Linked DNA regions of Homo sapiens: region 2 is linked to region 1. Evidence: read pairs that join two places in POLR2A ChIA-PET (ENCODE). Cell type or tissue: CD4-positive, alpha-beta T cell. All regions are shown on one strand. Links, peaks and the distances in the headings refer to the core of each region. The heading gives the core; the rest is flanking DNA. Region 1 has its middle 61 kb from the start of REL-DT. Region 2 has its middle 52 kb from the start of REL.

Region 1 (2,924 bases), core at 227-2,726:
CTGTGACCTCACCCTGTGGAGTCCAACGTAGAGTGACTCATGAGTCATCAGGGGTTCGATCAACATTTCCTCTTGGCTACATATCCCACCCCCACCCCAAAGTCAGTGATCATCCCCTTTGGGAGCCTGGCTGCTGAGGGGGAAAGAAGGGGAAAGTGAGTCAGTCAAGAAATGACAACCCCAAGGGGGCAGCAGTATCCCTGCCTGAAGTCTAGATAAGAACAGGCAAAAGTATTATTAAAGTCATTCTTTCCTGTCAGCCTTTTCAGTTGAATAAGAAATGGAAAGGTGGTACCCTCCCTAGTGTGGGAGCAACTTGAGGGCCGGTATCACTTGTTTTTTGTAATAATAAAAGCCAGTCCTTGGTGGGGTGTGGTGGCTCACATCTGTAATTCCAATGCTTTGGGAGGCCAAGGTGGGAGAATCACTTGAGGCCAGGAATTCAAGACCAGGCTGGGCGATGTAGCAAGACCCCATCTCTACAAAATATATATTTAAAATTAGCCAAGGATAGTAGCACACCCATGGTCCTAGCTATTTGGGAAGCTGAGTGGGGAGGATCCCTTGAGCCCAGGAGTTCAAGGCTGCAGTGAGCCATGATCTTGCCACTGTACTCCAGCCTGAGCAACAGAGCGAGACCCTGTCTCAAAAAAAAAAAAAAGAAAGCCAGTGCCCACATAGCGAGACTATGTCCCAAGATCTGTTCTGAGTACTTAACATATATTCACCAATTGAATCCTCGTAACACCACAGTGAGGAAGAGACCATTATTCCCAGCCCTGTTCTGCAGATGAGGAGACCAAAGCACAGAAAGCTAAAGAATGGATGGGTCTGTAACCTGCTCAGGCCACACTGGTTATGAGTGGGTTCCACCACCGTCCTACACTGCCGGTATGTATCATCCAGGGCTGAAGGCAGTGCCTGGCCTGGTGGGGTGCACTGCCCCTGTGGTCCTTCTCACAGCTGGCCACATACCCCTCAGATGCAGTGAGCGGCCCACCAGACACCTGGCTTACAGAGAACAGGGGTGAAGGAGAGCTGCAAGCCTTCTCTCAAAGCCTCCCTTCCTTCCTGGTGTCTGTGGGCTGAGTGTGTCTCCCTCTGGCTTGATTCATGGTTTTTGCTCTCTCTTTGGTGCATTCATTCTTTCCAGATTTTTTACTTTCTTTCCATTCGCTCACAAGGGAAGACCTGCTGAGGGCGGAAACATCATGCATGAGTTAAAGGAGAACAATGGGTGAGAGGTGCCGAGTAAGCCTCGAGTGTGGCGGCTGTGTTGTGGTTCCCGAGCTTCCTCCACGCCGGATCTGATCTTCAGTGACGCCCAGCAGGGCCTACGGAGACATTCATCACTTCCTCCCTCAACGAAAGGTGTGAACCCAAGAAACTTTTCCTCTTCTATGTCAGGTGGTCCCTGTGCCGACTAGAGCAGGATCTATCTAGACTGTGGTTACTTACCTGTCCTTTCAGGGCGCCATTGTGTCCTTGTCCCTACAAGCCCCTACCCTACCCGACATGCACACAAGAATTTAGCGATTTGGGAGTTTTAGTTTTAGTTTTTGTTTTATTTATTTATTTTGGAGACAGGGTGTCGTTCTGTCACCCAGGCTGGAGTGCAGTGGCATGACCGAAATGGTAGAGTTCCCTGATCCCCCCGCAGGATGCACAACAGGGGTGTGGCTCACCTGTTGGGTCGCCACCGCCACCGTTGCTCAAAGCCCTTAAGGGAGGGGGAGCACGCAGATGGACAGGTGCAGGGGCCCAAGTGGGCGTGTGTTACAATGTGCCCCTTTAGCCTTGCGGTCCATGGACGGCTCAAGTGTTAACCAGCTCCGTGGACCCTCTGCCTTTCCGCAAGGGCAGAGGGCCAATGTGACAGCTTTCTGTATCCTAAGCTCTTGTCCAGCATCCCAGAAAAACCAGTCACACACGAACTTGAAGGATAAATGTGAGAATTTCACTGAGTAGTGGAGGTGGCTCTCAGCGGGGATGGATAGAGAGACAGAAGCAGGGGATGGAGTGGGAAGACAGTCTTCCCCTGGAGCCGGGCCGTCCAGAGCTGAACTCCTCTCCCACCACCAACAGCCCAACTCCTCTCGGCGTTCAGATGTTTCTCCTCTTCTGTCTTTCTCTGCCGCGCCCTCCATTCCACCCTGCATCTGCTTGTCTTCTCATCTTTTCACCTGCTTGTCTGCTTCTGGAGCCTGGGGTTTGGTGTTTATATGGGTACAGGATGGTACAGGATAGGGGCCATGGCAGGCCAAAAGGCAACTTTTGGGGCGTGAAAACAGGAATGCCTGTCCTCGTTTAGGGCCACAGGTCTTCAGGCTTGAGGGTGAGGTCTTTGCCGGGGAACCACCCTGTTCTACCCAGTACTTCCTTGTCTCCTGTCCACATCACGATCCTGGCTCTCTGCAGCCTCAACCTCCCAGGCTCAAGTGATCCTCCCACCTCAGCTTTCCTAGTAGCTAGGGCTACAGGTATGTACCACCACTTCTGGCTAATTTTTGTATTTTTTATAGAGATGGGGTTTCCCCATGTTGCCCAGGCTGGTCTTGAACTCCTGGGCTCAAGCTATCCACCTGCCTTGGCCTCCCAAAGTGCTGGGATGTTAGACGGCAGCTACTACACCTGGCCTAGCTGTTTGGTTTTCCCTGGGCATCTCTGCGTTGTGAGGCTTATTATTCCCAATTTACTCTCCTTGACCAAAGAGTGAGATCACCCTTGCAGGTTCTGCTTTGGAGATATGAGAAAGTCCAGACTTATCTAGACTGATGTTTCTCAAGCTTTTTTCATTTTCACCCCCTCAGGAGCCTTGGAAGATATTTTTTTTCTTATCGCTCCTCTCCCCATGACATTACTGTATGTCAGCATATCTAAAGGCCACAAACCATTGTAATGTCTAAGATTTTTTTCCACATACA
Region 2 (2,858 bases), core at 1-2,500, 110 kb after region 1:
GGATGGAGATCTAGGGTGTCTCTTCTCTTTTTTGAGACAGAGTCTCACTCTGTCATCAAGGCTGGAGTGCAGTGGCACAATCACATCTCACTGCAACTTCTGCCTCCTGGGCTCAAGAGATCCTCCCGCCTCAGCCTCCCAAGTAGCTGGGACTACAGGCGCATGCCACCATGCCTGGCCAATTTTTGTATTTTTTGTCAGAGTTTCATCATGTTACCCAGGCTGGTCTCAAACTCTTGGGCTCAAGTGATTCACCCGCCTTGGCCTCCCAAAGTGCTGGGATTACAAGCGTGAGTCACCATAGCTGGCCTGGCCTCCTCTTTTCTTAAATCCTTTTTTTTTTAATTGACAAAACTGTATATATTAATATTTATCTTGTTCAACATGATGTTTTGAAATATGCATACGTTGTGGAATGGCTAAACTGAGCTAATGAACATGTATTACTTCACTTAGTTATTTTGTAAGAACACTTAAGATCTACTCTTAGCAACTTTGAAGAATATATTTGTTATTAACTATAGTCACCATGTTGTACAGTAGATCTCTTAAACTTATTCCTATCAAGCTGAAATTTTAAATCCTTTGACCAACATCTCCCCAACTCCGCAACCCCTATCCCACTCTCACCTCCGCAGTTCTAGTAACAACCATTCTACCCTACTTCTATGAGTTCAACTATTTTAGATTCCACATATAGGTGAGATCATGCAGTAGTTGTCTTTCTGTGCCTGACTTATTTCACTTAACATAATGTTCTTCAGGTTCATCCACGTTGTTTCAAATGACAGAATTTCCTTTCTTATGGGTGAATAATATTTCATTGTACATATACACCACATTTTCTTCATTTATCTATTGATTGATTGATGCATAGGTTGATGCCATATCTTGGCTATTATGAATAATGCTGCAGAGACCATGGGAGTCAGATATCTCTTCAACATACTGATTTTATTTCCTTGGGATACATATACCTAAATAGTAGGATTGCTGGATCATGTGGTAGTTCTATTTTAAATTTTGTTTTCTGTTTATATTCCCACCAACAGTGTGCCAGAAGTTCTCTTTACTCCGTATCCTTGCCAACACTTGTTGTCTTTCATCTTTTTTGGTAATAGCCATTCTAATAGTTTTGAGGCGGTGCCTCACTGTGGTTTTAAATTTGCATTTTCCTGGTAAGTGATGGTAAGCATTTGCATGTCTTAAACCTGTTGGCCATTTGTATGTCTTCTTTTGAGAAATGTCTACTCAGGTCCTTTCCCCATCTTTTAATCAGGCTGTTTTCTTGGTATTGAGTTGTTGGAGTTCGTTGTATATTTTGGATATTAACCCCTCATTAGATGTATGGCTTATAAATATTTTATTCCATTCCATAAGTTGTCTCTTCACTCTGTTGATAGTTTCCTTTGCAGTGCAGAAGCTTTTGTTTGATATAGTCCCATTTGATTTGTCTTTTTTTTGTTGTTGTTACCTGTGCTTTTAGGGTCATATTCAAATAATTGCCCAGACCAGTGTCATGGAGCTTTTTCTCTACGTTTTCTTCTAATAGTTTACAGTTTTGGGTCTTAGATTTAGGTCACTGTCAGTTGAGTTTTTAATATGGTGTGAGATAAGGGTCTAACTTCATTATTCTGTATGTGGATATCCAGTTGTCCCAGCACAATTTATTAAAGGGACTGTCTTTTCCCATTAAGTTTCTTCACACGTTTGTAAAAAATCAGCTGGCTGTAAATATATGGATTTATTCCTGGGCTCTCTTTCCTATTCTTTTGGTTTAAGTGTCTGTTTTTATGCCAGTACAAAAATGTTTTGATTACTATGGCTTTGTAGTAATTTTGAAATCAGGTATTGTGATATCTCTAGCTTTGTTCTTTTTGCTCAAGATTGCTTTGGCTATTCAGGGTCTTTAGTGGTTCCATATGAATTTTAGGATTGTTTTTTCGATTTCTGTGGAAAATATCATTGGAATTTTGACAGGGATTGCACTGAATCTTTAGATCACTTTGGTTAGTATGGACATTTTAGCAATATTAAGTCTTCCAATCTATGAATGTGGGATATTTTTGCATTTATTTGTGACTTTAATTTCTTATGTCAATGTTTTACAGTTTTCAGTGTAGAGATATTTTACCTTCTTGGTTAAATTTATTCCTAAGTATTTTATATTTTGTGACACTACTGCTTGTTGTATATTGATATGCCTGCAACTTTACTGAATTTGTTTATTAGTTCTAACAGTCTTTTTGGTGGATTCTTTCAGCTTTTCTATATATAAAATCATCACTTGCAAACAGGGACAGTCTCCTTCCTTTCCAATTTGGATGCCTTTTACTTCTTTCTCTTGCCTAATCGCTCTGGCTAGGACTTCCAGTTCCAGTACTATGTTAAACAGAAATGAAAGTGGAAGTCCTTGGATTATTCCTGATCTTAGAGGAAAAGCTTTCAGTTTTTCACTGTTGAGTATGGTGTTAGCTGTGGGTTTGTCACATATGGCCTTTACTTTTGAAGTACACTCCTTCTACTCCTAATTCATTGAGAGCTTTTATCATGAAAGGATGTTAAATTTTGTCAAATACTTGATCGTGTGGTTTTTGTCCTTCATTCTGTTAATGTGGTGTATTATATTTATAGATTGGCATATGTTGAACCATCTGTGAATCCCTGACATAAATCTCACTTGGTCATGGTGATTAATCTTTTCAGAGTGCTGTTGAATTTGTTTATTAGTATTTTGTTGAAAATTTTTGCATCTTGACCAGGCACCGTGGCTCACGCTTGTAATCCCAGCACTTCAGGAGGTCAAGGCCTGAGGATGGTTTGACCCAGGAGTTCGAGACCAGCCTGGGCAACATAAT

What was found. Peaks named below come from ENCODE experiments on the same cell type or tissue, not always from the same donor. Only the 100,000 strongest peaks of a DNase experiment are listed, where the experiment ranks them.
Region 2: POLR2A ChIA-PET joins it to region 1 with 5 read pairs; 5 of 35 experiments call an interaction of 5 or more read pairs at or near these places.

The regions. Positions count from the first base shown.
Region 1 is chr2:60,818,401-60,821,324 of GRCh38, forward strand. No RefSeq gene overlaps it. Among named protein-coding and RNA genes, the nearest start is that of REL-DT, 61 kb to the right of the region's middle. RefSeq lists a silencer at 1,256-1,305. In CD4-positive, alpha-beta T cell, for the core only: no CTCF peak of the experiment used is centred there; a DNase peak (open chromatin) is centred at 1,321; H3K4me3 peaks cover 326 bases; H3K27ac peaks cover 1,349 bases.
Region 2 is chr2:60,931,979-60,934,836 of GRCh38, forward strand. No RefSeq gene overlaps it. Among named protein-coding and RNA genes, the nearest start is that of REL, 52 kb to the left of the region's middle. In CD4-positive, alpha-beta T cell, for the core only: no CTCF peak of the experiment used is centred there; no DNase peak of the experiment used is centred there.